Regions from separate parts of the Homo sapiens genome. Here all the other regions are linked to region 1. A link is a contact called in ENCODE Hi-C or POLR2A ChIA-PET data. All regions are on one chromosome and are shown on one strand. The core of a region is the stretch at or near the end of the contact, and the rest is flanking DNA. Distances in the headings are between cores, read along the strand shown. Region 1 holds the start of TFEB (transcription factor EB). Region 2 has its middle 19 kb from the start of MRPS18A. Region 3 holds the start of MRPS18A (mitochondrial ribosomal protein S18A). Region 4 holds the start of GTPBP2 (GTP binding protein 2). Region 5 holds the start of YIPF3 (Yip1 domain family member 3). Region 6 has its middle 14 kb from the start of ZNF318. Region 7 holds the start of TTBK1 (tau tubulin kinase 1).

What was found. Hi-C counts contacts between places; a loop is a spot of excess contacts on that map. ChIA-PET counts read pairs that join two places held with the same protein, here RNA polymerase II (POLR2A). Pooled maps may share reads with other maps.
Region 2: a map with no recorded cell type shows a loop between it and region 1 (14-fold over the local background). The contact joins the enhancer-like site here to the promoter of TFEB in region 1. A Hi-C loop is called at or near these places in 3 of 37 single-sample maps with no recorded cell type and 2 of 50 pooled maps.
Region 3: a map of CD8-positive, alpha-beta T cell shows a loop between it and region 1 (23-fold over the local background). The contact joins the promoter of MRPS18A here to the promoter of TFEB in region 1. A Hi-C loop is called at or near these places in 2 of 168 maps with a recorded cell type or tissue (CD4-positive, alpha-beta T cell and CD8-positive, alpha-beta T cell) and 6 of 50 pooled maps.
Region 4: a loop to region 1 is called in a map of CD4-positive, alpha-beta T cell, with 6 times the contacts of the local background. The contact joins the promoter of GTPBP2 here to the promoter of TFEB in region 1. A Hi-C loop is called at or near these places in 4 of 168 maps with a recorded cell type or tissue (CD4-positive, alpha-beta T cell, CD4-positive, alpha-beta memory T cell, CD8-positive, alpha-beta T cell and 1 more) and 10 of 50 pooled maps.
Region 5: a loop to region 1 is called in a map of CD8-positive, alpha-beta T cell, with 4 times the contacts of the local background. The contact joins the promoter of YIPF3 here to the promoter of TFEB in region 1. A Hi-C loop is called at or near these places in 1 of 168 maps with a recorded cell type or tissue (CD8-positive, alpha-beta T cell) and 6 of 50 pooled maps. POLR2A ChIA-PET finds 5 or more read pairs at or near these places in 2 of 52 experiments (B cell and WTC11).
Region 6: a map with no recorded cell type shows a loop between it and region 1 (17-fold over the local background). The contact joins the enhancer-like site here to the promoter of TFEB in region 1. A Hi-C loop is called at or near these places in 7 of 37 single-sample maps with no recorded cell type and 4 of 50 pooled maps.
Region 7: a loop to region 1 is called in a map of CD8-positive, alpha-beta T cell, with 7 times the contacts of the local background. The contact joins the promoter of TTBK1 here to the promoter of TFEB in region 1. A Hi-C loop is called at or near these places in 2 of 168 maps with a recorded cell type or tissue (CD4-positive, alpha-beta T cell and CD8-positive, alpha-beta T cell) and 5 of 50 pooled maps.

What each region holds. Positions count from the first base shown.
Region 1 is chr6:41,733,566-41,737,724 of GRCh38, reverse strand. TFEB (transcription factor EB) reads left to right here and starts at 2,117. Exons shown (of 9, transcript NM_001271944.2): 1 at 2,117-2,375. It overlaps PGC (progastricsin), which reads left to right. Exons shown (of 9, transcript NM_002630.4): 9 at 721-1,014. The coding sequence ends at 873. MIR10398 (microRNA 10398) reads left to right here and starts at 4,115; the gene lies at 4,115-4,159. RefSeq lists silencers at 1,959-2,428, 2,469-2,998, 3,129-3,568.
Region 2 is chr6:43,704,929-43,709,087 of GRCh38, reverse strand. It overlaps the pseudogene EXOSC8P1. Among named protein-coding and RNA genes, the nearest start is that of MRPS18A, 19 kb to the right of the region's middle. RefSeq lists an enhancer at 1,092-1,934. Within about 2 kb of position 2,092, at least 8 of the 41 ENCODE cell types and tissues checked have a DNase peak (open chromatin) inside an H3K27ac peak, as active enhancers do.
Region 3 is chr6:43,685,426-43,689,584 of GRCh38, reverse strand. It overlaps MRPS18A (mitochondrial ribosomal protein S18A), which reads left to right and starts at 1,794. Exons shown (of 6, transcript NM_018135.4): 1 at 1,794-1,917. The coding sequence starts at 1,806. LOC124901320 (a long non-coding RNA gene) reads right to left here and starts at 623. Exons shown (of 2, transcript XR_007059586.1): 1 at 246-623. RefSeq lists enhancers at 1,424-2,035, 1,981-2,040.
Region 4 is chr6:43,627,372-43,631,530 of GRCh38, reverse strand. It overlaps GTPBP2 (GTP binding protein 2), which reads left to right and starts at 2,267. Exons shown (of 12, transcript NM_019096.5): 1 at 2,267-2,554. The coding sequence starts at 2,369. It also overlaps a transcript of MAD2L1BP not described here. RefSeq lists enhancers at 1,238-1,457, 2,078-2,257 and silencers at 2,318-2,457, 2,478-2,557.
Region 5 is chr6:43,514,709-43,518,867 of GRCh38, reverse strand. YIPF3 (Yip1 domain family member 3) reads left to right here and starts at 1,942. Exons shown (of 9, transcript NM_015388.4): 1 at 1,942-2,141; 2 at 2,773-2,979; 3 at 3,167-3,273. The coding sequence starts at 2,061. POLR1C (RNA polymerase I and III subunit C) reads right to left here and starts at 1,779. Exons shown (of 9, transcript NM_203290.4): 1 at 1,690-1,779; 2 at 1,491-1,562. The coding sequence starts at 1,758. RefSeq lists an enhancer at 1,653-2,202.
Region 6 is chr6:43,381,571-43,385,729 of GRCh38, reverse strand. No RefSeq gene overlaps it. Among named protein-coding and RNA genes, the nearest start is that of ZNF318, 14 kb to the right of the region's middle. RefSeq lists an enhancer at 2,052-2,231. Within about 2 kb of position 1,834, at least 9 of the 41 ENCODE cell types and tissues checked have a DNase peak (open chromatin) inside an H3K27ac peak, as active enhancers do.
Region 7 is chr6:43,241,200-43,245,358 of GRCh38, reverse strand. It overlaps TTBK1 (tau tubulin kinase 1), which reads right to left and starts at 1,878. Exons shown (of 15, transcript NM_032538.3): 1 at 1,651-1,878.

The sequences.
Region 1 (4,159 bases), core at 868-3,367:
TCCTGGTCCCTGCAGGCTGAGCCACCATGATTGGGGTTGGGAGGAAGGGCTGGGGAGCCAGAAATGCTGGGTCTCCTGCCTTGTGCCATTTTCCGACTCCACGCTTGTACTCATTTATCTTCCCCACTCATTGATTCTAAACCCCCTTCTCTGGAACAAGGCTATGAAATAGAAGATTGTCATCTATGATCAATTATTATTAATTAGTGGGGAGAGGCACTGGGCTCTTTGTTGAGCACTTACTAGGGCAGACCACTGTGCAAAGCACTTTGCTTCATGATCCCATTTAATTGTCACAGTATTTAATGAGGGAGATACTCATTTCTGTTTTACAAATGAAAACTTGGAGGTTCAGAGAGGTTGAGTAACTGACTCAAGGCGACACAGCTAAGGTTTGAATTCAAGTTGGTTTGGCTCCAAGGTTTAACCACCAGGCTGATCTGCTCCAAATTGGGAGCAGGAGGGAGGTCTGTGGGAAGAGAAGTTTCCCATCATGGGGAGAGGAGACCCTGCTGAGGACCACGGCAGCCTGAATGTACCTGTTCCAGAAATCCTCCCACCCGCTCTGCTCTGGTGGCTCAGTTGGCCTATGAGCCCTCAAGGCAGAGACCCTGGCTCCCTCAGCTCTGCACTTGTGCTCCCAGCCCAGGGCTCAGAGCTGAGCAGGGCCCAGCTCATGTGTGGACAAATGAATGAGTGCTGCCTTTCTTTGTTGAGCAGAACAACGGCTACTGCACCGTGGGAGTCGAGCCCACCTACCTGTCCTCCCAGAACGGCCAGCCCCTGTGGATCCTCGGGGATGTCTTCCTCAGGTCCTACTATTCCGTCTACGACTTGGGCAACAACAGAGTAGGCTTTGCCACTGCCGCCTAGACTTGCTGCCTCGACACGTGGGCTCCCCTCTTCCTCTTGACCCTGCACCCTCCTAGGGCATTGTATCTGTCTTTCCACTCTGGATTCAGCCTTCTTTTTCTGGACTCTGGACTTTCTCTAATAATAAATAGTTCTTCTTTATGTTGGTCATCCTGTTGTTTTTGGAAGGGAGTTTTCCCTGAGTGGCTACAAGGTTTCCTGGTGGGTCACTGTGATTCTAAGAGAAATGGGACCTAAGGCATGGCTTGGGATGGGCTCTGTAACCCTCAGAGCTTAAAGTTCATACTTTTCCCCTGGAAAGGGAAGACAGTGGTAGCGCCATCATGGGTGGGTGGGTGGCGGGCCGGGGGAGAGTGTTCCTACTTGAGTCACAGAGAAATCGAGCCTATTTGCTGGAACCAACTCAGCAAGGGATCTTGTCCCTTTGGACTTCATCCCTGTCCTCCTCAGGAGCCTCTTAGCAAAAGATCCAGAAACCAGGAGCAACATTGTATGTGGGGAAGGAGGAGAGAGAGGAAGAAAAGGAGGAGGGGAAGGAGAAGAAAAGCAGGGGAGGGGCTGGGGGAGGAGACAGGGAAAAAGGGGCGGGGAAGAGGAGAAAGTAGAGAATGATGCCTCCGCACCCTGTGAACTTCCAACAAGGGAAGGTGACATGAAAGGAGCTCAGACAATTTCTGTCCAGCAACATGACAGCAAGCTCAGGCTGGTGAGTGGGGCGTGAATGTAGAACCCATAATGGGGGCAGGCTGCCTTCTACTGTCATATTTTACCCTGTACTTCGCCAGGCTCACCCTGGCCTTGCCCCTTATGATCGGGGCAGGGATAAAAGTGCAAGATCCAGGTCCTGCACCCTACTCCTGAAGAGAAGCTGGAATTTGCCACAGGTGGAGTTTCTATGGCAACAGCACACCATCTGGGACCCTCTCTTTCTTAGACTGCCGAAGGACAGCAGGCTGCAGGTTCCTTTTAGGGGGTCGGACAGGCTACAGAATGTATCTTAGTGAGCCCTGGTTTGGGACTTTACTGAGAGGAGAAAGAAAACTTGCAAAGAGGTAGAAGTGGATCAGAGGTTCCAAGTCAAGAGCCTCTTTCCCTGTAAGCCTTAGTCCGCTGAGCGGGACTACAAATCCCGGCGTGCCTAGCGGGACTGCAGCGAGAACTACGCTTCCCAGTGGGCGCCGAGGCAGAGCGGCTGGGAGGCGGGGCGGGTGCTGCCCTCTGCCGGGCGCGGAGGGAAGTGTGCGTGGAGTGACAGCCGGAGCCCGGGCGCCGGGCGCGGGGCTCGGTGACAGCGGAGGCGGCGGCCCGGGCGGGACGCAGGGAGCGGCCGCGGCGCCGACGGCGGCGGGAAGGGCGGACGGGGCGGGCCTCCCTGGTGGCACGGGGCCGGAGCAGGCCGGGAGCAGGTGGCGGGCACAGCTTGCGGGCCAGGCACCCGAACTTGCGACAAGTTGCCGGAGCCGCGGGGCGCGGGCGGCGGACAGATTGACCTTCAGAGCGAGGTGAGCGGGACCGGGGAGCGAGAGGCACGAGGAGGGCCCGGGACCCCCGACCCAGGCTCCCTGGCCCCTATCCCGTGGGTCCCGGAGACAGGTGGGAGGGTGGGGGATGCCGGCAGGAGAGGGAAGCAGGACCGTGCGCGCCGCCACCCACCCGCAGTCCGTCCGCCCCCGGGCGCCCAGCGCGTGGCCCGAGCGGCGCTGCCCGCCGAGCCGGGAGCCCCCTCGGCCCCTCCCTTCAGGCGCGGGCCGGGGGCGGCTTCTCCGCGACCTTATGTAACCGGGCGGGAGGGGCCGGGCGGGCATGGGCCTTCCCGGCCCGGAGCTGGGAGTCGAAGGGGCGGGAGGCGTGATGGTGAACTCGCAAGAAGTTTGAGGGACGCGCGGGCCCCGCGCCCACTCCCCCTCCACCGGACACGGCTGGGGCCGGCGATGCCTGAGAGGGGGTCGGAGGTAGGGGAGGTGTGCGGGGGCTGAGTCTGGCCAGGCCAGCGGGGGGAGTGGGAGGGCCAGAGCGGCGCCACGCCCCGGGGGCTGGGCTGATGGGGGGGCGGGTGGAAGTACCATCTCTCCCTCCCTTCCCGTCCCTTCCTCCAGCTCGGTCTCTTGAAGAAGCCGCCCCTGGCCCCGTCCCCTCGAGTCCCTGGGCAGTCTCTTTCTCCCCGTGGGTTATTCTATGACCCTGGGGAACACCAACCCCGGAGCGCTCCCTCCGTGCGCCCCGTTGTCTGCCTCCCCCCGGGTTCCCAGCTGCCTGCCCGCCCCCCGAGTTTCCCCCTCCCCCCGTCTCGGTCCCGAATCCCGGAAAACACGCCCCCTTCCCCCCGATCCCCCGAGTCCGTGCCGCCCACCCCTGGGCTGTCCCGACCAGCTCTGGCCCAGCGCGTCCGCTCGCCTCCTGGAAGGGAGCGGGCAGATGCCAGCTCGGCCCCCTCCCCGCGCGGGGTTCCGGCTTCACGCACGGCTGCCCCGAGCTGCTCCGGGCTGCGCGAGCAGGTTCGCGCCGCAGCCGCCTGGCGCGCCCCAGCCCCGCGCCCCGGGTGAGGAAGGGAGGGAGCCCGGGGCGGGGCTTGTCTGCGCGAACCCCGCTGGGCCCAGGCCCCCGCCCTCCGCTCTCCGCCAGCCCCTGGCCGCTGCGCCTTCCCCCGAACCCCCCTCAGCTCCAGCCGTCGTTCTCTCGCCTGTCTGTTCTGGGGACGGTTCAGCGCGGAGCTTCTGCACTCAACTTGAGCGCAGTTTTTGGCTTAGAGCTCGCTGGGGAAGTGCAGGTTAATTACTGCCCAGCTCCCATCCTCTGCCCTCCCCCCATCCCGAGTGAGGGGCTGCTTCATCCCTCAGGGAAAGGGACAAGACGGATGCAGGCCCCCAGTGACACCTCTGGGGTGTGGCCTCAGGCCCCTGCACCCGCCCTGGCCGAGATTCCATTGGCCCAGACCTGGCACTGTTGGGCAGCTGGGGATGAGGTTGGAGGCTGGTCTCTGGTTTCCTTCTGGGTGGACAGATGCGGATGCGCTCGGTTAGAACGCAGTTCTTGGTGCCACGACTGGGAGACAGTCCTCAGGCCCTCCCCTCAGGGAGCTCACTGTCCGGGGAGGGACAGCCAGCAATAGTTCCTGGCCGGCCAGGAGAGGCAGAGGCAGAGGAAGGGAAGGGTCAGCTGCCTTGAGGTCCCTGCCTGCTAACCTGACGGTATGCTTTCACCATGCCGGTGACCCCAGCCCCAGGACCACGAGCAACTCGCCTGGCTCCCTTCTCTCCGTCTGCCTCCTGGCCGCGGGGCCCGGAGA
Region 2 (4,159 bases), core at 843-3,342, 2.0 Mb before region 1:
GATGATGTAGCTTTCATCCAAGACACAGAATGGTAGGCTGGTGGCCTCACTCATTGGTCCCACAAACTTGATGGGTGCCTACTGCATGCCAGGCCCTGTGCCAAAAGGACTGAGATGACCTAGAATTGCCCACAGCCCCCAGGCCAGCCCAATATGAGCAGAGCCATGCAGAGCTATGGGCAGTAAAGAGTGTGGGAAGTGGCCACGCACAGTGGTAATCCCAGCACTTTGGGAGGCCGAGGTGGGCAGATCACCTGAGGTCAGGAGTTCAAGACCAGCTTGGCCAAAATGAAAAAACCTCATCTCTACAAAAATACAAATATTAGCAGGGTGTGGTAGTGCATGCCTATAGTCCCAGCTGCTCAGGAGGCTGAGGCAGGAGAATCGCTTGAACCTGGGAGGCAGAAATTGCAGTAAGCCGAGATCACACCACTGCACTCCAGCCTCGGCCACAGAGCAAGACTCTGTGTCAAAAAATAAATAAATAAATAAATAAATAAATAAAGCAGGCATGGTGGCTCACGCCTGTAATCCCAGCACTTTGGGAGGCCGAGGCGGGTGGATCTCCTGAGGTCAGGAGTTTGAGACCAGCCTGGCCAACATGATGAAACCCTGTCTCTACTAAAAATACAAAATTTAGCTGGGCATGGTGGCGGGCACCTGTAATCCCAGCTACTCGGGAGGCTGAGGCAGGAGAACCATTTGAACCCGGGAGGCAGAGGTTGCAGTGAGCCAAGATCGCGCCATTGCACTCCAGCCTGTGGGACAAGAGCAAGACTCCGTCTCAAAATAAATAAATAAATAAAGTCTGGTGAGCGCCCAGGCAGGAAGGGAGGAGCTGCCACCCTGCTCCATCCCTGGGTCTTTACCTGTGCAGTGGGTGTGGCCTCTGGGTCTGAGACAGACCCACGGGGTGATCAGACCTGCAGCAAGAGTAGTTGAAAGTGCCCCATCCTTGGATGAGGTCAGAAAGTCCTGAAGCCATCACTACCAAGTCTCTATCATTACACCTCAGCAGGAGATGCTGAGAGCATTTATGGAGTCCTCATTGTGTACACAGTTCTACCCTGCATGTGGTTTCTTTGTGTTTCTTGAGTAAATGCTCTCCCTGCTGCCCCAAAAACACTGTGGGTGGGCCCTGCTTATCTGGTAAAGTGATGCTGCTGATGACAGGTGGGGAGAGAGGAACTAATGGGCCTGGAGACAGGGCAAGGAGCCAGTTCAGGCCACAGAAACACCACCGAGGGGACAAACCACAGTTGGAGAGAGTATTAAGAGAGTCAACATCAGGGGGCTGCAAGACACATCCCAGACCCACCTGTAATATCAGAGGGTCTGCCTGTCTGCAGGCACCAGGCTGCCCCACCACTCTTCTGGCGGAATCACAGCCATTCTCTTCATCCCCAGAGCCACACCCCTGCTGACTCCTGCCCCTGCCTCGCTGTGGCCCCTCCGAGCCCATCAGGCAAACTGAGGCAGTGTGTTGGAGGGAGGACCTAAAGGGTTTCTGGGTTCTAGCCCTGGCTCTGCCACCAATGAGCTGAGTGACATCCCCCTGGGCTCAGTCTCCTCAGCAGTGTAGAGAGGTGGAATGCGTGAAGGGTAAGAGCATAGGCCCCAGACAAGCTCCTGGGGTTTCAGTCCCAGCGCTTTGCGTACCGGCTTTGTGAACCTGGCTGTATCTTCTTTGCATCTCGGTTTCTTCAAATAGTGTGAGGATTAAATGAGTTAATAGATAAAAAGCACTTGGAATGCTACAGAGCATGCAAGGCTCAATAAATTTTAACTCTGTATTATTATGACTCTAAGGAGGAGTACTCAGTGGTCTCTGAGGCCCCTTCCGGCTGTGGCATTCTATGACCTTGAATTCTGCCTGTACTATTATCTTTGTCTGAATTTCTAATTAGGCACCACATGTTGCCATTATTTGAGCAACCCGGGCATCTCCAATCTGGATGACTTCTTGACCTTGGGCCTCCTTGACTTACCCTTTCCTGTAACACCCAGTAGGAAGGCTGGTGCCCCCACCCATAGACTGTGGAAGGTGCCAAGCCCTTCTCAGCGCTTCTGAGGGCTAAACCTGGGGGTTCTCCCAAGCCTTTCCTCACGGAAGCCCTCTGCTTTATGGCAATCTGCCCCTAAGCCCACATCTATGCGTCAGACTTTCCTGAAGGTTCACTGTATGGTGGGAAACCGCAGCACAGAGCAGGAAGCAAGTTCAACACCAAGGTGAAACAACAGGAGTCCGGGTAAATAAACCCTGGTACGTCTACATAGTGGAACACCGTGCAGCTGTAAAAAATCACAATAATGAGGGGACAGTTGGCACTGGGAAGATGGTAGCTGGGTTCAAAACCACGGAACCTCTGGTAATTACAGGAGATTTCTGAAAGAGATCTGCCTTGCTGATGAAAGAGAACTTGGTGAATTCAGAACCACAACTGTCAACACAGGTTCAATTAGTACTGCAGTCGGTTCTCCTTTAGTGAAGCTGGGAAATACTACAGTAATGTGTAAGGTTAAAGCAGAGTTTGCAGCACCATCCACAGATGCTTCCATAAAGGATCTGTGGCTCCCACTGGGGCTCTGCCACCCTTGTGTTCCACTGAGATTTCAGTCTGGACCTCCTGGAGAAGAGATCCAAGCCACTAGCCAGATCACTGAAGATATCACTGAAAATTCACAGATAATTCAGAAAAGGAATTTATGCATTTCTCCAGGAAAGCGTGCTTGAATTCTATGCTATGATCTCATTCGCCTCTCTCATTTGCCTATTATGGAAGCATTTTGGATGCCTGCACATTTGCTTTGTAAGCAGCTTTTTAAAATGTACAGTTGCCTGAAGTTGCTAGAAAGAGACTATTTTAGCAGAAGTTAAGAAGAGAAGTTATTTGAATACTAGAACTTACCCAGCTGCAACTTCCTTTGCCGTGTTTGATGACACTTTGCTCATAGCTGACCTGACTGGAGAGGAGGAACATCTGGCAACTGGAATCTTAATAACAGTAATGGAAGAGGAAGCAGGCTCTGGTGTCCTCACCAAGCAGGTAAAAGTGGGCTGACTGGAGCTAGACTCCAGGACTAGATGAACCGAGCTGTTACAAGACACAAAGCTATTTAAAATGCAATGGATGAAGTAAATAGTATGAAACCCGAAGAAATGACCACCACATTTTCAAAGCAGATTTGTAAAAATTGTATTTGTTACACTGTGCACAAAACTTTTATACTATTAGCTGGGCGTGATAGTGCACGCCTGTAGTCCCAGCTACTCAGGAGGCTGGGGCGGAAGGGTTGCCTGAGCCCAGGAGGCAGAGGTTGCAGTAAGCCAAGATCTGCACTCAGACACTGTCTCAAAAAAAAAAAAAAAGAAAATTTTATACTCAATAAATATCAAACTACATTCTTCTGAAATATAGTTCTAGTATTTCTAGATGTTTCTAGTGTTTATGGTCACTTCACACATATATTATGTACAGTGAAACCATTTTTTTTTTCCTTTTCTTTCTGAGGCAGGGTCTCGCTCTGTCACCCAGGCTGGAGAGCAATGGCTTAGGCAAACCAACCCTAGTATGTTAAACCATTTCCCTGTTATTATTTAAAAACCATAGGATTGTGCTTCTCTATAAAGTGTGTACATTTAGCAGTGTAAAATACTGACACATTAAAAAACAAAAACAGAGGCCGGGTGCAGTGGCTCATGCCTGTAATCCCAGCACTTTGGGATGCCGAGGCAGGCAGATCACCTGCGGTCAGGAGTTTGAGACCAATCTGGCCAACATGGCGAAACCTCGTCTCTACTAAAAGTACAAAAATTAGCCAGGCGTGGTGGTAGTGTGCCTGTAATCCCAGCTACTCAAGAGGCTGAGGCAGGAGAATTACTTGAACCCGGGAGGCGGAAAAGCTTGCAGTGAGCTGAGATCATGCCATTGTACTCCAGCCTGGATGACAGAGCGAGAATCCATCTCAAAAAAAGAAAAAGAAAACAAAACAAAACTAAACAAAAAAAAAACAGAAAAAATAACGAGGAAGCTCTTGCTGCTCATGGTATGCTCACTAAGTAAATACAGTGCTAAGCAAATGCTGAGTAAATACAAAGCTAGGTGCAGAATACTGTGAATGGCATATTTACCAAAGAAAGGGGGAGGGTGTGGGAGTG
Region 3 (4,159 bases), core at 545-3,044, 2.0 Mb before region 1:
TGCAGAACAAACTTGGAAGCTATAGGGAGAGTCAAAGCTTTCTTGATCCTGGCTGGGACACCTAGACCTACACCTCACTAAGACCCTCTGCTTCACTCCTAATCCATGTGTCAGTCTCTACCACCTTGATTGACTTTTCTTTTAAGTTTCCCCTTCACCGGGTTTACCTTTGCTAAATGAGATGTTTTAACGTAACCCAATGCTGCATTTCTCCTGTTCTCCCTGTCTATGGTGATGCCACTCACATTTTCCATACAGCAGCTGCTCTGCATCCTCCTATTAGGGTGACGGTCCCAACTGGATGATGGGCTCCTCTCCTACTCATCAGAAAACATGCTATGTCATTTAATAAGCCTGATTTTCCCATCTTGAATCAGAGAAGGATAGGAAGAACTGAGTTGTGAATGATTTTCCTTTCCTGTGGAGCTCCAGAGGAACATCCTATACGTCTCACAAATCTGAAAGAGGAAAAACTGGCAGTTGTATTTTCTCTTTGGTACCATAAGCTTCCTTACAACACAAGTGAGTCCAACTTGTGAAAAGAGTCATCTCCATAACTGCTCTATTAACTAGCTTATGTTTATTGAGCCCTTTTGTTTTGTTTTGTTTTGTTTTGTTTTGTTTTTGAGACGGAGTTTCACTCTTGTCGCCCAGGCTGGAGTGCAATGGTGTGATCTTGGCTCACTGCAACCTCCGCCTCCTGGGTTCAAGCGATTCTCCTGCCTCAGCCTCCCAAGTGTCTGGGATTACAGGTGCCCGCCACCACACCCACCTAATTTTTGTATTTTTAGTAGATAGGGTTTCACCATGTTGGTCAGGCTGGTCTTGAACTCCTGACCTCAGGTAATCCACCCGCCTCAGCCTCCCAAAGTGCTGGGATTACAGGCATGAGCCACCACACCCGGCCGATCACTTATGTTTTATCACATCTAATCTTCAGGGTCTAGTCCTCCCCTAGGCCCTATAAAATAGATTCTACTCATTCATTCAACAAGTATATATTGTACTCTTATTATGTGTCAGGAACTATTCTAAGTGCTGGAGATGTGCGAGTCAACAGAAAACAATGTTCCTGACTTCATGGAGCTTACAGTCTGGTGAGAAGACACATACAAAACAAACATAAAACTGAAATTGTCCCAAGCACTAAGATGGAGAGGCATCTGGTGCTGAGAATGGGCAGTCAAGCAAAACTGTGGAAATAAGGTTTGAGGTGAGCTCTAAGAAATAAGCAGAAGCTAACTAGACAGCTAAAGAGCAGACAAAGGAAATAGCTTGTATCAAGGCCCTGGGGCTAGAGAGAGGTCTAAGTATATGCAAATCAAAGATCAGTGTGGCAGTGGTCAGGGAAGAAGGGGGTATCAATTCTATCCCAGGTCTGCCTGATATCCGATACTCCAGAGCCAGAGTTCCTAACCATTTCAGCCTCTCCCGTAGAGGTCTAGCCCCAGTCACAGAAGCTAAAAGTCCACAGCTCACGTGCAGTGAAGAGAAAGCTTTAAAGACATAGGTGGGGTGTTGCGTGCGATTTTCCTAAGGAAGCCTTCCAGGAAACGAATGCAACCTTGAAGACTTGTAGGCATTGGCAGACAGGAGCTAGAAGACCTCCCCTAGATCCTTAACACGAAATATAGGCTTGACGCAGAAGCCTCTCTTCGTATCCCAAAGCGGACAGGTGAGAGAAATGATGTGACAGGAGCAAGCGAACTACAACCCCGCCCCGCCGTTCCTGCCCCACCACTGCGGCGGCGGGCGCTACGTTCCGGAAGCGGAAATGGACGAGAGGTCAGGGTAGGTTTTTGAAGATGGCGGCCCTCAAGGCTCTGGTGTCCGGCTGTGGGCGGCTTCTCCGTGGGCTACTAGCGGGCCCGGCAGCGACCAGCTGGTCTCGGCTTCCAGCTCGCGGGTTCAGGGAAGGTGAGTCATGCGTCCCAGCAACCTCCTGAAATTAAGAAGAGCGGCAGAGACTGCTTCCGCCAGCCCCGGTGCGCTCCTTCCTACCTTTCCTTCGTCCGATTCTGAAACTTTGGAGGTACCGGCTCCCCAGGCGTGCTTAAAAGCCCCTTCCACACCCTGGTGCCTTATCTTGATCTCCTGCCCCTTGTGAGTATCTTCACAAGGCGGAGGAGGACGGAGAGAAAAGCCTGCTTACTTAGCAGGAGCAGACACTAAACCTGTCCTAGGGCTCAGAAAAGTTTTCGGAAAGGGTTTGCATGTTAATTCTTCCTTCCATGTTCTCCGAATCGCAGTCTCTTTTATTAAAGAGTCTCTGGATCACGAAGGAAGGCCATCTGGGTACCCTCCCAGAGCCTCCCTTTCCACTTTCCCTTCTCAAAATGCTGTGATCTGATGGCGGCGTTCTCTGCCCCGGGCCGCTAGTCTCCCTGTGAGGGGGAGGCCAAAGTGGAAAGGCCATTGAATAGCTGAGACATAGGCAAATGCAGGATGGTAGTTCAGCTTTTCATTAATCTTAATCTGGGAAAGCGGCCTGATTCGAGCATCAACTGAGAGTTTACTGAATGCCAAGTGCTATGCTTCAAGCTGTGAAGGAATTCTGGAGACAGAAAATACAGCCCTTTTTCTGAAAAGCTTAGGTTCTAATGAGATTATGTATATACACACTCCAATAAATGCAAGTTAGCCTTTTACGTGACGAAGTACAGGGAGACTCAGTTACTGGAAACGGCAAACCCAGTTGGAAGTTTTCATAAAGAGGATGTGTCTTGAGCAGGCTCACAAAAGGATGGAATCTGGCGGAGAGTGAAACGGTCTTTTAGGACATAGCCTTCCTTTGTGTACTCCTGGAAGCAGGAAAGGATGAGTGATGTGCAAAAGAAGAGATGTGGGGTTTTTTGAGGATCTGGCATAGTATTGGGCAGCATATCCTTTAACGAAAGCTGAGAAGTATCCAGTGGAAAAGAGTGATCATTGTTGTCAGAGGGAGCAGAAAAGTCTAAAAAGGGCCTAATGAAGGGGCCATTGGATTTGTCTCAGAAGAGGTCTCTTTGTAGCTTTCAAACAGCAATTTCAATAGAGTGGCAAACAAGGAATCCAGTTTGGAGAAATGAAAGAGATAGTTGATGAAGAGATGGAAATAGTAAGTATGTTTGAAGAATTTAGCCCGTAAGGGAAGTGGAGCATTTGCTAGAAAAAAAAGTCTGGATATTGCCTGATTAACTTATCCATTAGTAGACCCATTAATAAAGACACTAAAGAAATCATGCAGATGATAGAGAGGACTTGGATGTTTCATTTGTTCCCATGCTGCAAAATAGGCATATCTCCATACCATTTTGGGGAGTCTACCAAGTGTCAAACACTATTGGCTACAATTTGCATATTCTTATGAAATTCAAAGTTGAGGCAGATTTTGCTATGCTTCCAGAAAAAAAGGCAAGAGGAATCGTTTTGTTTTAACAACAAATATTTGAAGTTAGACTTAATTTTTTCCTTTGGAGAGTTTGTGAAATGATGGACTGTAAGCCAGGTACAGTGGTACATATCTTTAATCCCAGCACTTTGGAAGGCCAAGGTGGGAGGATCACTTGAGCCCAGAAATTGGAGTCTAACCTGGGCAACGTAGTGAGAACGCCCACCTCTTTAAAAAAAGTAAAAAAGGATGGACTGTAAATCAAATGGGTCTCTGAAGTCCTTCATCTAAATGTTAGGTTGAATTAATATGATTCTACATGAAGGCACTACCATATTCTATATTCTTAAGAATCACCTATCTTCAAAGCTTGTAAATGAAAACATTTTCTTTTGCTAGTCTATGCATTATGTGTAAGGCATAAAGTATTATACATATAGCTAATTTTGACTAGTCTCAGCTGGTATATGTGACACCCAAACAATATTGTACACATAGAATTTAAAGTTGTGGGAAAGAAGCTGGTTCTCTTGCTGAAAATATTCAGGCATCCTACTTTTCAAAGTATCAGATAATAATACATAATTTTAGTCAGCTCTTGAGGACTGAGCACCAATTTTCCTGTCTATGAAGACTTTCAGTCTAAAACAGTGATTTTCAACTGGGGGGCAATTTTGTCCCCCAGTAACAATTGGCCATGTCTGCAGACATTTTTGGTTGTCACAACTGGTACTACTGGCATCTGGGGGGTAGAGGCGAGGGACGCTGCTAAACATAATGCACAAGTCA
Region 4 (4,159 bases), core at 1,018-3,517, 1.9 Mb before region 1:
GCCTGAGTGACAGAGGGAGACCTTGTCTCAAAAAATAAATAAAAATAAAAATAATCCATGTATATGAAGGGACACATGTTATCAGACAAGTGCAGCAGGCTCTGGTTATCAAGAGGGCCCAGGGCTGGTCATGGTGAGAATGTTGGGAGAATGGTCTTATCTCTTCCTTCCAATTCTCATCCTTCTTGAGATCTCTCACTGAGTTCCCTAGTCTCTGTCTCTAAGCAGCAGTTTCCCTAGTAGGCCTGTGCCCCTGGCTAGCATTGACCTCTACGGCATAACCTTTCCTTCAGTGGCACAGGACTAAGAAAAGTCACATGTGCTTTCAACCACTGAAGACCCACATAATTGGCCTATGGTCAGCTAGGCCCTTTTGCAGATTTTGGTCTCTCTGCTCTCACTGCTTTGGGAAATTATGCTATGTGGACAGCATGATCAGTAAACCTGCCTCCCTCCTTGTGGCCCTGGGAGGAAGCCATGGACTCTACCAAGTCTGAACCCCTGAAGGGATCACCAGAGGTAAGTCATTATTGCTGCTTCTAGTTTTCCAAGGACAACTGAGGTCTGGAGAGAAGAGTTGCTTAATTTCTTTTTCTTTCTTTTTTTTTTTTTTTTTTTTTTTGAGACGAAGTCTCGTTCTGTCACCCAGGCTGGAGTGCAGTGGCATGATCTCAGTTCACTATAACCTCTACCTCCCGAGTTCAAGCGATTCTCCTGCCTCAGTCTCCCGAGCAGCTGGGACCACAGATGTGCACCATCATGCTGGGCTAATTTTTTTTTTTTTTTTTTAGTTGGAGTCTCGCTCTGTTGCCCAGGCTGGAGTGCAATGGCGTGATCTCGGGTCACTGCAACCTCCGCCTCCCGGGTTCAAGCGATTCTCCTGCCTCAGCCTCGCGAGCAGCCGGGATTACAGGCATGCGCCACCACGCCCAGCTAATTTTTGTATTTTTAGTAGAGACGGGGTTTCGCTGTGTTGGCCAGGCTGGTCTCGAACACCTGACTTCAGGTGATCCGCACACTCCTTGGCCTCCCAAAGTGCTGTGATTTACAGGCGTGAGGCACCGCACCCGGCTGAGTTGTTTAATTTCTTGACCGTGTATGAGCACCTCGCAGTTCGAGAAGAGGGGAGAAGTGGACACACTGTGAGTGGTCTGAGTCATGAGACAGCCATGCGGCTGTGAATTGAGCCCTAGCGTCCTGACTCGCAGCTCAGCAACATAACTGCTTTTCCACCCTGCCTTTCTGTGTTCTGTGCACTGGCTTATGTCGCTGAATGTATGTACTCTGTAGAGTGCAACAGCACTAAAGAGCTGGAGATTGCTTCACAAGAGAGTCAAAAGCCAAAAATCCCCTGTGGCCCTAGGCCAAGTTTCTATTCCCGGCCACTGCCCCGCCCTCGTGGTGGTTGGTGTAACCCGAGCCCTAGCCCCGCCCGAAGTAGGGGCCAGGCCCCTCCTACAGTCTTGGCCGTTTAAAACCAAACTCAGTTCTTCCCGATTGGTTCTGCTTCAAAACAAAGGGGAGGAGGAATACTCGCTTTGGGTATGCTTGCAGCCTTCGGGGAGGAAGCTGGTTTACGGGTTCGGGTCTCGTGTCGGGGCCACCGCGGTGCCTCCGGTTATTAAAACCAGCCCCTGGACGGTGCCAGCCTGGTAATAAAGCAGTGACTACTATGTAAAGGTAGCATAATCATCCCAACAATAACAGCCGTAATTTGGCTAATCACCATCCGCCTCCGCCCTGGCGTTCGCCCTGACTCACCCCAGCGGCACGCGGGCCATAGGGGAAGAAACTGAGGCAGAGGCGGAGCCAGCAGGCTGGCGGCACCAGTAGCCTCAGTTCTGCAGCTCTCGAGGTCCAAAACCTGTTGTCTAGGATCCGCGCTAAAGGGCCAAATCCCGGAGCGCCCACAAAGCTCGATTCTGATGTAAGCTCTTCTACGCTGGTGTCCTCGCGTCCCCACCCCAGGCCTCGAGGCTCTAAATTCCCCCCAAGTCCTAGAAAAAGAACATAGCGCGAGGACTGGAAGTCAGACTACAGCTCCCTTAAGCCTTTGCGCGCCAAGGCGCGCTCCTTCCCCACGCCTCCGACGACTCCCGCGGCCACTTGCGCCGCGATGCCTCCTGGGAGTTGTAGGGCGGCGACGTGTCATTTAAGTGAATTCCCAGGCCTGGGGACTCTATATCCCGTGGTGCCCCGCGGCTGTTTCTGACGCGACCCGGAGGCCAGGGAGGTGGGGGGCGTAGCTTGTGCAGAGCCCCACCCCACTCTGCTCAGGCCGGCCGGACACGGCAGTGGCAGTAAGGGCGGCGGCGACGGCGGCGGCGGTCGGGGGAGGGGCCGGGCGGGGGGCTGGCGGCAGCGGCGGATGGACTCGCGGGTATCGGAGCTGTTCGGCGGCTGCTGCCGGCCCGGAGGGGGCCCGGCCGTGGGCGGAACCCTCAAGGCTAGGGGGGCCGGCAGCAGCAGCGGCTGCGGGGGGCCAAAGGGAAAGAAGAAGAACGGAAGGAACAGAGGGGGCAAAGCCAACAACCCCCCGTATTTGCCCCCCGAGGTGAGCACCTGAGAAGTGGTAGGGCGGGAAGAAGCCACTCTTTCCGGCCCAGGACTCTAGGGAGGCGGGACCCAGATAATTAATCTCCCCTTCCGGTGTCGAGACCCCAGGGAGGAGGGGCACGGGAGGAGAACACCTCTTTCAGGTCCCGGGACCCCAGGGAGGAAGGGCAGAGACTGGACTCTCAGGTGACAGGACCTCAGGGAGGAAGAGTGGAGAGGGAGGACTCCCCCTTCTGATCTAGATTACCCCAGGAGAGAAGTAGAGAAAGGGGATCCCAGGAAGAGCACCCCGACCAACTGCGTGTGCCGCCATAGGGCAAGAGAGACTGCATCCTGGGACGAGAGGCAGACAGTAACCACCACTTCTTCTAAACTTGTTCCACAGGGAGAAGGGGAGTACCCGGGAAAAGAGCAATATGTTCCACACGGACACACACACAGTACTCGGGAAAAGAGCAGTATGTTCACTACACACACACACACACACACACACACACACACACAGCCTAAGCCAGTGGTTATCAAACTTTGGCATGTATCGAATCACCCGGATTGCTGGCCCCCAACGCCTGGCCAATTTTATTTTTTTATTATTTATTTATTTATTTTTTTTGAGACGGAGTCTCTGTTACCCAGGCTGGAGTGCTGTAGGGCTATCTCAGCTCACTGCAACCTCGGCCTCCCGGGTTCTCAAGCGATTCTTCTGCTGCAGCCTCCCGAGTAGCTGGCATTACAGGTGCCCGCCACCACGCCCAGATAATTTTTGTATTTTTAGTAGAGATGGGGTTTCACCATGTTGGCCAGGCTGGTCTCAAACTCCTGACCTCAGGTGATCCACCCGCCTCGGCCTCCCAAAGTGCTGGGATTGCAGGCGTGAGCCTCCGTGCCCAGCCTAGAATTTCTGATTCTTTCTTACTAGTGAGGATGGGCCTGAGAATTTGCATTTCTTATAAGTTCCCGTGTGATACTAATGCTGCTGGTCCCAGGACCTCACTTTGGGAACCATTGGTCTGGGCCCTAGACTGTCATTCTTGTACCACATTTTTTGAAGCCACCCATCCCCAGAAAAATGATTAAAAGGTTTTTATTGATGGGGAAAAAAAATAATCTCCTTAACACACCATGAAGTGGAGATTATGAGTGAAGACCTGTTAGGGCCTGGGAGCCAGACAGCCTTGAAGGGATGGAATGATAGGAAGGGAAGAGGAAAACTAAAATATCCAGAGAGGCGGGTAGAAAAATGCAGACTGGCCAAACAGGCAAATCCCATATCCCTTTGTACCTGGGAGGGGAAGCCTCAGGTAACAGGGTGCTTCTGTGCTGTGCTACCCACTGGAGCTAGAAGAGACTGTGGGGTGGATTCAGGATTTCACCTCCACTGAGGTTAGGGGGCAAGAGGTAAAGGCCATAGCGAGTCTGTCCGCTTCATTACATTTTCTGAGTTTTTCTGTTCCTCTCAGCCCCAGCTTTGGAGCTCTTCTCCTCTCTCACCTAGATCTTCTCGGTCATCAGGCTTGTAGTGACCATTGCTGAGCTCACCCTTTGGCTCTGATCCAGAACCTCTTGCAGCCTCTTACTCTAGATGACATCAGCTGAAAGGGGC
Region 5 (4,159 bases), core at 693-3,192, 1.8 Mb before region 1:
TCTACCAAAAATACAAAAAATTAGCTGGGCATAGTGGCGCATGACTGTAGTCCCAGCTACTCGGGAGGCTGAGGCAGAACTGCTTGAACCCGGGAGGCGGAGGTTGCAGTGAGCCAAGATCGCGCCACTGCACTCCAGCCTGGGACATAAGAGTGCCTCATGAAAAGCAAAGAAAAAAATCTCCTCCTTTTTTGAACTATTCCCCTGGTTTCTGAGCTCTGAGCTCCACTCTTCTTCCTTCTCTGATGATCGACTTCCACCCATCTCTAAATTTGCCAGGTTCTTGTCTCTCTCCCAGGTCACCTTAACTGTACTAACAGTTTTAGCAACTATCTGTTCTGACAACTCCCAAAATGTTATCTCACTTCTGATCTCATTTCAAGCATGCAGTCTTCTAGCCTGCTAGATTTCTCCACATGCAGAAAACAATGCATCATCATTCCCGTTCCCCAGACCCATTTCTCCTCTCAGTAAATGATACCACAATGCATCAAAGCAGTTCCCAAGCCAAAAAGTCATTTTATGCTACCCCCACAGCCTTTACCAAAGCAATCATAAATTTACCTTCTATTCTACCTTTGCTCTATTTCTACCATCAGTCTTAGTTCATGTCTTCAACCTCAGCTTCCCTTACAACAGATCTGCCTGCTCCATATGATCCTCCTCAAACTCATTCCCTCCCAGCCACCAAGGTTGCAAATCTCATCATGTCTGCTTAAGAACTATTCAATCTCCCTATCATCAACAGTGCCCAAGACACACTTCAACCTTGCCTACCACTCATGCCAGAACTACTTGGACATGCCCGGAGCACACTTCACACAAGCCATAATTTTTTTTCAAGCATTAACCTTTTTCATTGTTCATACTTTATTCCTTGTATCAACAGGTTAAAAAAGTAAAATTTTCCCAAGCACTGATTTACAGATCATGTTTATAAGCTGCACGCAAAGGTCAGTTGCCTAAACGGTAACATTCAGTAATCTATTTAAATGCAATTTTAACCCTTATTTTAAGCTAAGTGAAACAATACAAAAGACTAAATACACACAAAACCTGTATATCCTGAACTTCACTGACTTGAAACAAACCCTTCATAATTTAACTCCTGTTCTTTTTTACTTACCATTCAAGGCTCAATTGAGATGTACCCTCCTCTTGAAATGTTAAGTACCTCTCCGCCCCTCTTCCTGGTCTCAGCGTAATGCTCCCCACCCCAACCCTGCCGTCTTCATCGCTATCAACCACCTTCACCATATTACACTAGATTCACTGTTTATACACACCATTCCTCAACAAGACTGAACATCTTTGCAGAACTGGGTAGAAACCGTGTCTAATTTGGCCTGTAAACGGAGCGTCTAGCACATTGCTCAACAAACTTACAAACGGAGCGACCCCCAAGAGCAGCTTCTGAGACAGACACAGGCTGCTCAGACCACAAGGTCTGGCCTTCATAACCCTCCCCAGACAACTCCGGCCCCACTTACCTTCTCGAAGCGGTCCTGGTCCCAGGCATCATCATAACCGGAATAGTTACCGGGAAAGTCAGTAGTATGGACCTAGAGCAAAGGGACGAATTTGTCCACGAAGGGACAGTGAGCCCACAGCTATCCCCACGCCAATCCCAAGACCCATCCCTGTTCCGCTCTCATTCCTCCCGCCCGAGCTCAAGGCCACAAGGCTTACATTGCGAACCCCAAACTCCCCCAGAACCACGCGGCTCCGCATTTCCTCCACCGCCTGAGAAGCCGCCATCTTCAATCTCTCCACGAGACTAGAGGTTCTATCTCGCGCGTGCGTCCTAGTAGCCCTGCTCCGTCTCCGTGGCAACGCACCGCCTCCTGGAATCTTAAATATCGCGAGATTTTTCCCCGCCCCCGTCCACGTCCCCAGCTTCCGGAAGTTGCTTTTGTCCAAACATCCGGGCTTCTCCTTTTTGTGTTCCGGCCGATCCCACCTCTCCTCGACCCTGGACGTCTACCTTCCGGAGGCCCACATCTTGCCCACTCCGCGCGCGGGGCTAGCGCGGGTTTCAGCGACGGGAGCCCTCAAGGGACATGGCAACTACAGCGGCGCCGGCGGGCGGCGCCCGAAATGGAGCTGGCCCGGAATGGGGAGGGTTCGAAGAAAACATCCAGGTAATGGCCCCAAGGCACCAGCTGCCAGCAGCCGGAGGGCCGGCGATGTCCAGAAGTGTCTTGGGGATTCCCCCTCTGGGCCTGGAAGTCCGCTCCATTTACAAAACTCTCTTCTTTGGGTCTTCGTGCACACTAAAGTCAGTGGGATTAACATTGACCTGAAAGGGCCAGACTACTACTCCAGCCTGAGGATCTCGGGTTTCAGGGCCCGCCCGAGGCATTAGGAAGAAGGTATTCTTGGAACAAGTTAGGAGGTTGGTCGGGGTAAGGCATGGAGTGGGGTTGGGTGGGATTCACTGGCATTCGCTGAAAACATACTATGTGTATAGTTTTGTTTGGGGCTTAGGAAAGAAGGAAATGGGCACTTTTTCAGCCTTTTAGTCTTTGATAGGTAACATAGGAGAAAGACATGAATGGAAGACTAGTAGGTTTCCCAGGCTAGAAAAGATAGCCAAAGCTAGAAACCAGGCGTTCTGAGAGCATATGAGGGGGAATGGAGTGGCATGATCTGTAGTGATTCCAAGCCGTATCCTCAGCAGTGGAAGAACAAAGCCCTAAACCCTGGGATGAGCAGAGGACTTAATGGATGGAACAGAAAAGTCCTGCACTCTAGGAGCCATTGTCTTCACAGGGCGGAGGCTCAGCTGTGATTGACATGGAGAACATGGATGATACCTCAGGCTCTAGCTTCGAGGATATGGGTGAGCTGCATCAGCGCCTGCGCGAGGAAGAAGTAGACGCTGATGCAGCTGATGCAGCTGCTGCTGAAGAGGAGGATGGAGAGTTCCTGGGCATGAAGGGCTTTAAGGGACAGCTGAGCCGGCAGGTGGCAGATCAGGTAAGCAAGATTGAATCCTCTGCAGGTAGAAAAGTAGACCTAGGTATGTCCCGTGTTCTGGAATTGGTGTTGGTGATGTTCGCCCCAGGTTGTCCAGTTAGAACCATGTAGAAATCAAACGGAAAATAGGCAACAGGATCTAGAACCAACAGTACCACAATACCTATGCCCATCTTCCTTACTTCAGATGTGGCAGGCTGGGAAAAGACAAGCCTCCAGGGCCTTCAGCTTGTACGCCAACATCGACATCCTCAGACCCTACTTTGATGTGGAGCCTGCTCAGGTGCGAAGCAGGTGAGGAGCCTTCTCTTGAAGAAGCTTCCCTCCTAACACCTAGACCTTCATGCACACTACAGTCAGATTTCAAGCCCTGGGCTCTGATGGGCTCCCCGTCTTCATGACCCCATCACCTCTCATCACTGCACCTGTCACTGAAACAAGTAATAATAGCACACCATCTTCCTCTTCTTTTCCATCTAACTGACTACTCATCTTCCCTCAAAACCTACCTCAGATGTCACTTCCTCTGTTCCACATTCCTCAATCCCATCCCCAGTTTGTTCTCTCCTGGTGTTCCTATAGAACTCTGTGCTTGCCAGCCGGGCATGGTGGCTCACGCCTGGAATCCCAGCACTTTGGGAGGCCGAGGCGGGCGGATCACAAGGTCAGGAGATCGAGACCATCCTGGCTAACACGGTGAAACCCTGTCTCTACTAAAAATGCAAAAAAAATTAGACAGGCGGGTGCCCGTAGTCCCAGCTACTCGGGAGGCTGAGGCAGGAGAATGGCATGAACCTGGGAGGCGGAGGCGGAGCTTGCAGTGAGCCGAGATCGTGCCACTGCACTTCAGCCTGAGCAACAAAGTGAGACTCCATCTCAAAAAAAAAAAAAAAAGAACTCTGCGCTTGCCTCTAATAGACAGCACTTCACCACTGCTATCCTTTCTTATTCCTGGAATCTTCCTTCCAGAGACCAACAGCATCTCAAAAGCAGGCTCTGTCTTGTTTATCTTTTTATTCCCAGCACCAGAACAGTCTCAGAATCAAAATATCAGGGCATAGTTTTTGAGTGACTTTTCAAGAACTAGATTTAATCCTGGCTTGGTTTTTTTGTTCATCCTTTAATCAATGCTAATCAAATACCCAGGACCACTCAGCAGGTATTTATTAAGCATTTGCTC
Region 6 (4,159 bases), core at 585-3,084, 1.6 Mb before region 1:
ATAAACAAATAAATGCAATTGAAAAGGAAGACATTAATCCAGTGAAGTATTTTTCTTTGGCTTAATAGCAGAAAACAACAGATATAACACACATCAATCTACACTGTCTCATGGTTACATGAACTTTCTGACTCTGCTACAAGTTAGCACATAGGGATCCTGACCCATCTTACCATCTCACAAGATATGCTGGCCCACTGAACTCATGACATCAAACTAATAGGGCATATGGAGTAAAAAATAGCAAGTATCTTACACGCTTTAGGAAATATATGTATACCGGAAGGTAGGGAGGTTCAAGTACAAAGGCTTTTCACTTCACTGATATTTCTTGATGTTTAGTGATCTTGCATACAGGTGCTCCCTTCAAAATGAAGGACAAGTTGCTTTACTTGTGCTACCTACCCCTAAACCAAAAGAGTCACATCACTTAGGTGAATTTAGAGACAACATTGATCATATTTGGGTTACTGCTCTGACCTCCTTATCTGGTCACTTGAAATGAAGCCATACTTGAGTGAGATTCAGAGGAAGAAAAGGTTCTCCAGCTGGTCCAGTCTGCAGTGCAACTTAGTCCTTGCGATCCTTATAATGTTCAAAGTGTTTGTGGCAGACTGAGGTACTTTATCATCTATGGCATGTCCTGATAGAATAATCATAGCAGAGGCCCTCTGAGCATGCCTTTTGGCAGGTAAATATTCTCTCTTTGAGAATCAGCTCTCAGCTTGCTGCTGGGCCACGGACACAGCATGATCATGGAACCCAGCATGATCACAGCATAATCATGAACTGGCTATCATCTGGTCTTCCTAGGTATAAAGCTGGTTCATACCTAGGACATGGATCCATTATCAAGTAGAAATGACATACACAAAATGAGGCCACAGCAGATCCTGAAAACACAAATGGCTCCTAGCACCCACACCACTACTTCTGCTGCATTGCTATTTCATCTACCACTATAACCAATGAAATGGGCCTTGTTACCAGACTGCAGTGGAATAAAGTCATGATTAGTTTGTAGCTGTCTTCACCTAATGTGCTGGCATTAGAAAGAAATGGGCTGCTGTGATACTGTGGCCCCCAATCAAGGGTGACCCTGAAGGACACTGAGGATAGTCAGGACTTCAAGAAATACAACTACCTGACCAGTTTTCCCAGAAGGAGAAACAGGTTAAGAGTCTACACTGATTTGGCCGGGCCCGGTGGCTCATGCCTGTAATCCCAGCACTTTGGGAGGCCGAGGCAGGTGGATCACGAGGTCAGGAGATCGAGATCATCCTGCCTAGCATGGTGAAACCCCGTCTCTACTAAAAAATACAAAAAAAACCCCAAAAAAATTAGCCAGGCATGGCGGCACGCACCTGTAGTTCCAGCTGCGTGAACCTGGGAGGCAGAGCTTGCAGGGAGCTGAGATCGCGCCACTGCACTCCGGCCTGGGTGACAGAGCGAGACTCCATCTCAAAAAAAAAAAAAAAAAAAAAGAGTCTGAGGTTAATGGTTTGGCTAGATGATTAGGGAGTTAGAAGTGATATTAAAATGAAGTTGGAGAAGTATAATGTGGAAGAACTTCTTAAAATGGTTCCCAAATGTGACAGTATCTGTCATGATTCAGTTGCAGACCACAGATACCACTCTACTTAATTTAAGGGAGAAGGGCGTTATTACCAGGGATCACGTGTGGCTTACACAATATTTGTAAGGGGTAGGGGAAGAAGCTTTAGGTGGAGCTTGTAAGAGCACTCCCCACACCCAGAATCTCACTGATTCTGCTATGCTTGGGTAAGCTATGGCTTCCACTGCAGGAAACCAGCAAATCAGCACGTCGGTAACCACAGAACCACACTTCCTCTGTCATGATTCACAGCAGCAAAGTGAATACTTCATATCCTGCCTCTTTCTCCACATCACTCAGTTAACTGGGTTTCACATTCAAGTCTCATGGGAATATACCTGATTGGCAAAAATCTCAATTACACCTGAAACCATAACTGTAATAGGATCTGAGAAATACAGCTTTTATCTTTCTAGACTCTCAGTATAGAAAGGTACGAAGGAGTTTAGAATGTATGTTGAGAAAACCAGTCTAAGGAGTTTAGAACGTATGTTGAGAAAACCAATCTACTATAATGAGAACATTTGTGCCTCGTGAGTAGAAGAGGGTTATCAACAATCAGGTAGAGAAGATGAACTGCTCTATGGATGGTATCCACCCTTTCCCCTAGTTACACCAGAGTGTGCTGTATGAGCTTGTGAACAAAGTGACCATGGGACCACTGATGGAGGCAATGCATGTTGAGTGTAAAGGCTCAATCACGTGGACGTTCTCACACTAAGATTGACCTGCTACTGCCAGTTTGGACCTCTTCCTTCATGGACAGGGCAGTAATTTATCTTCATTGTAGAAGAAACTTACTTTAAATTTCTATATATTTTTCCTACTCACTGTATTTTTGCCAGCACCATCCAGAAACTTACTGAATGACTCATAAGGCATTCAACATGACATCCCACACAATGATGCTTTTGGCCAAGGGAGTACTTTTACGGTGGAAGAAGTAAGACAGCTGGGATACACAATTCAACTCTTCTGGGATTCCTTATTTAGTTTTATTGTATATTCCAGCTAGTCTTATAGAATAGGCTTACTGAGGTCTTAGTTTTTATTTTGCCAACTGGAGACAACATCTCATAAGATCATAGCGGTATCAGCCGGGTACGGTGGCTCACGCCTGTAATCCCAGCACTTTGGGAGGCCAAGGCGGGTGGATCACTTGAGGTCAGGAGTTCGAGACCAGCCTGACCAACATGGTGAAACCCCATCTCTACTAAAAACACAAAATTAGCCAAGCGTGTTTGGCACATGCCCGTAATCCCAGCCACTCGGGAGGCTGAGGCAGAAGAATAGCTTGAACCCAGGAGCTGGAGGTTGCAGTGAGCCGCAATCGCACCATTGTACTCCAGCCTGGGTGACAAGAGCAAAACTCTGTCTCAAAGAAAGAAAGAAAAAAAAAGATTAGAGTGGTATCCTACAGAATGTGACATAAGCTCTGAAATAGTGACCAACGATGTGGAGCATTTCTCTCATAACCAAAAATATACAAGGGTGGGGATGAGATATATAGGTGAGGTGGTACCTATTACAGTTACACTTGTGGCTGGGCGTGGTAGCTCACACCTGTAACCCCGGCACTTTGGGAGGCTGAGGCAAGGGAATCTCTTGGGCCCAGGAGTTCAAGACCAGCCTGGGGAACATGGCAAAATCCAGTCCCAACAAAAAGTACAAAAAATTAGCAGGGTGTGGTGGCATATACCTATAGTCTCAGCTACTTGGGAGGCTGAGGGGTGGGAGGATTGCTTGAGCCCAGGAGGTTGAGGCTGCAGTGAGCCATGATCATGCCAGCCCGGCCAACAGAGTGGGACAGTTTCTCAAAAAAAAAAAAAAATACACTTGTATCCTTAACAAATTACTACAAACTTGGAAAGTAAAAAACAACACATATTTATTATCTTACAGCTCTGGAGTGCAGAAATCCAAAATGGGTCTCACTGGGCTAAAATTAAGGTGTGGACAGGGCTGTGTTACTTTTGGAGGCCCTAGGTGACAAATCTTGCCTGTTCCCTTGGCTTTTTTAACTTCTGGAGGTTACCCACATTTCTTGGCTCATGGCCCCCCTTTCAAAGCCAGCAATGGCTGGTCGAATCTTTCCCATGATGGAGTGCTCTAATACTGACTCTCCTGCCTCCCTCTTGCTTTTAGAAGGTAACCACTGGTGATTACATTGGGCCCACTTAGATAATAGAGGATCATTTTCCCATCTTCAGGCCAGCTAATTAGCAACCTTAATTCCATCTGCAACCTTAATTCCCTCTTATCATGTAACATATTCATAGGTTTTGAGGATTAAGATGTGGATATCTTTGGGAACTATTATTCTCCCCACTACATCAACTCTGAGCTCTGCTGGTGAGAAATATTCCACCAGTAGGAACAACAGTTTAGGGTGAGATGGCCACTGGCCACTTTGGGTTCCTCACTGCAGTAGATCAACGGGGAAAAAAGAAGTTATGGTAAGTTATGGTATTGAGTCATTAATCCTGATTTTTGTGAAGAAATAAGATTGTAGTTACACACTGGGGTCAAGAGGCATATTGATGG
Region 7 (4,159 bases), core at 629-3,128, 1.5 Mb before region 1:
TCCCTCACACTTTTTAGAAGCACACTACCGTGCCCTCACAACGACCCTGGAGAGTCACAAATAGAGAAAGAGGGAAGTTACTTAGGCTGGGGTTTGGGGGTTGCGGGTCGGGGGAGGAAGGTGGCTAAAGAGATGTATAGATGGGGTAGAAACTACATAAACCCACCTTTCCTTGGGATGAAATAACTTCCCAGGGCTCTTGCATCTAGACATCCTGCCATAGGGGACAGGGTGGGACGTGGAGGTGTGGAAACCACCTTCTAATTCATGATGGGCCATGGTGGACATATGGAGAAGGGATCTTCATGGGGAGGGACGCTGCCACTCCTTTTCTCTTTCTTCAAGTGACTAAGCTGAGCTGTTTCCTCCAATCCTTACAACTTCAGAGCATCAGGACTTCCCTCTTTCTGCCAAAGTGGGATATGGGGCATCAGGAATTTGAAGGGCAGTGAGGGCAGTGGCAGGATGAAGGGAGAGGTAGGGATGGGGGTTCTAGAATAAAGGTGGAGGAGACAGGTTGAGGACAAGACTGAAGAAGCAATTGAACTGGTGGGAGGGGGCCTTCAGAAGCTAAACTGGGTGAACTCTGGTGGGCTTTCCAGTCCTGGGACAGTGGATCTGTTAGGTTGATAAGGAAAATTTGTGTCCTGCTCTCATTTTATAGATGAGCAAACCAAAAAGAAACAGATGAGGCAAGAGAAGGAAGAGTGGAGCCAGGAAGATAAATGAGGGTTACCTGCTTCTCCCTCTCCACCCTCCTTCTCTCTGTGTCTGAGGACTATGCTCAGCTGAGACTGGGTTGGATGATACAAACATGGGACACTTGGCTGCCCCGTTACTGCCGCCTCAGACCCCTATGTGCACATGGGCGCATGGTGAAGGCGAGGGCTTATGCAGGAGTTTGTATGAATATCTGTCAGAGAGTGCAGATAGGAGCATGTGGGGCCAGTGATGGTACACAGGGGTACGTGGAACTGGTGGGAGCTCATCATGGCCTGTGAATACAAGTGTTGATGTGTAACTCTGCAAGGTGTCAGCAGGTGTGTGTGAGAATCTGGGAGCCCAGGTAAGGAGAGGTGATGGAGACTAGCGAGGGGTGATGGGAACAGGTGAAAGAGGTGTGGAGGGAGGCAGAGGGGAATGGCAGGGATGAGGAGCGACAGGATCAGAGGAGAGGGGTGGGTAGGATAGAGACCCGTGAGAGATAATGATGACAGGCAAGGAAGAGATAGGACCATGGGAGGGATCTCTGGGCACAGTTGAGGGGGTGAGGAAGTAGGTAAGAAGGCAGGTGGGAGGCATGGAGGGACTGAGGACAGGGAGGGAGGTTACGGAGACAGCCGAATGATTCGTCAGGGATGACAGGAGAGCCAGGGGTGAAGCCATGGGGACAGGGGACGGAGGTGAGTGGGGAGGAGCAAAGTGCCCGGAGGACGGGTTGGGGAGGGAGGTCTGTGTGCTGGGGACAGGGAGCGGCTCCAGGCCTCGGCGCGGCCCAGGCGGTGTAGGCCAGCGTCCCAGCCCAGCGGGCGGCGACAGCAGCGCGGAGGGGAGCCCAAGAAGGCTGCGCTGGGAGGCGAGCCAGGCGGAGCCCCCTGAGCCCACGAAGGAGCCCCCGCCCCGACCCCGGCCCGCCCCGCCCCGCCTCACCTGCTCTGTGCCCGCTGCGGCTGCGGCTGCGGCGGCGGCGGAGGCAGCAGCTCGGGGCGGCGCATCCCCCGGGGCCGGGGCGGGGCGGGGGCGGCTCAGTGCGGCGTTGGGTGACCCGCTCCCTCCGGCGGCGGCGGCCTTCCGACCCGGATCATCCCGGCCCGGCCCGGCCCCGATCCTCCTTGGGCGACGGCGGCGGCAGCGGCAGAGCGGGGAGCTGCCCACAATGCACCGCGCCGCCAGCATCAGCACCAGCCCTGACATCACCGCCCGCCGCCCGCTCTGACATCACGGCTCCTCCTCTGACATCACGTTCCGACGGCCCCGCTCCGCTCTCCTCCAGCCCTGGGACTCTCTGGCTGTCCCGCTCCAGCTCTCAGGTTCTCCTTACAGCTCTCTGCCACCCGCTTGACTCCATCTCCCAGCACAGCCCCATCACTCCTTACCTGTTCCCATAAAACTCACCTGTCTCCATCACCCTTTATCTTCCCCACTCCTAGCATGTCTAAAATTCCTCATCTGACCCATCAGTCTCGCCTGATTCCCCACTCCATCCTCTACATGTTTATATCGCCTTCCTCTCAACTCATCCCCCTCTCCTGTACCCATCCTCCCATACGTCCCCATCACCCACCACTTCTGGGACCATCCCACACTCGCACCCACCACCCGTCATGTGCAATTCTCACCTCACCACCTATATGCTTTATCTTTTGGCTCAATCTGTGTCTCTCTTTCTTTGGCCCTTTCTTTCATTTGTGGACAAACTCTGCCATTGGTTTTTACTGCTTACCAAATAAGATGGACACTCTTTACTGTAACATCAAAACATCTTCCCAACATGGACCCATTAGGCCATTACTCCCCTTCTGACATGTTGGGTTACTCAACAACTCAACATTCCAACATTCCTTGAACAACACATTCTGCATGCCGCCTGTCTCTTTCAGTTTCTTCCTTCTTTTTTTTTTTTTTTTTTTTTGAAACAGGGTCTCACTCTGCTGCCCAGGCTGGAGTGCAGTGGCACAGTCTCAGTTTATTGCAACCTCTGCTTCCTGGACTTAAGCGAGTCTCCAGCCTCAGCCTCCCAAATATTTGAGACTACAGGCATGAGCCACTATCCCCGGCTAATTTTTGTATTTTTTGTAGAGACGGGGTTTCACCATGTTCCCCACGCTGGTCTTGAATTCCTGAGCTCAAAGCCATCTGCCCACCTTGGCCTCCCAAATTTCTGGGATTACAGGCATGAGCCATTGTGCCCAGCCAGTTCTTTCCTTCCTTAATGCCTTCAACAAATGCATCAGAGCAACTTGAATAATAATAACAACAACAATGGGCCAAGTGCAATGGCTCATGCCTATAATCCCAACACTTTGGGGGACCAAGGCAGCAGGATCGCTTGAGCCCGGGAGTTCAAGACCGGCCTGGGCAACATAGTGAGACCTCATCTGTACAAAAAATTTAAAAATTAGTTGGGTGTGGTGGTGTGCACCTGCAGTCCCAGCTACTCGGGAGGCTGAGGGGGGAGGATTTCTTGAGCCCAGGAGGTCAACACTGCAGTGAGCCGTGATTATGCTACTGCATGCCAGCCTGGATGACAGAGCGAGACTCTGTCTCAATAATAACAACAACAACAACAACAATTGCAGCAGTTATTTACTTCTGCCAGATACTACTCTAACTTTACATATGTTAATTGCTTTAATCCTGATGACAACCCTATGAAGTAAGAGTACTATTGTTATCCCTTGTTTTATAGATGAGGAAACTAAGATACAGACAGGTTAAGTAATATGCATTGGGTTACACAGCTAGAAAGTGGCAGAGCTGGAATTCAGTCCCTGGCTCTGGAGTCCATGGTTCTAATCACCACATTGGGAGGAAGGATCATTGAGCCTGCAAGAGTAGTCAGGGAAGGCTTCTTGGAGGAGGTACATTCAACTGTAATTTGAGGAATTAGTAGAATTAGTAGAAGTTTGCCAACAGACAAGTGGGGCCAGGGCAGAGCATGAAAGAGACTTCCAGGCTGAGAAGACAGCATGAGATGAGGCTGGGGCGGGCGTGTGCAAGATCATGAAGGACCTTGTGTGCAGTGCTAAGAAGATTAGATTTTATCCATTTGGTTTTTGGAACTGTAGTGGATACTGTGGAGAGCCATTCAGATCTCCCTCCAGAATGTAGGTGCTTATTCTCCCAGATATGAGATGTTGAAGGCTGACTGCTTTCAGCTGACCTGTTCTCTGGGAATTGCCCTTGGCCAAGGGAGCTGCCTCATCCAAGATCATACCCCCTTCCTGGGACATCCCACATCCAGTTGATGAGTATAAAGGCCTGACCCCCTTGCTTCAACTGGGGACAGCTCTGAAGGGATATCCTATTTTCAAAATTAATAGGGACAGCTGAGGCTTCTATTGAGACTATATCAGAGCTCAACTTCCCCTTCCATGCAACCTTGCCTTCTTCAGTCCTCCACAGAGGTTGATCACCAGAGCACTTCCCAATAAACTTA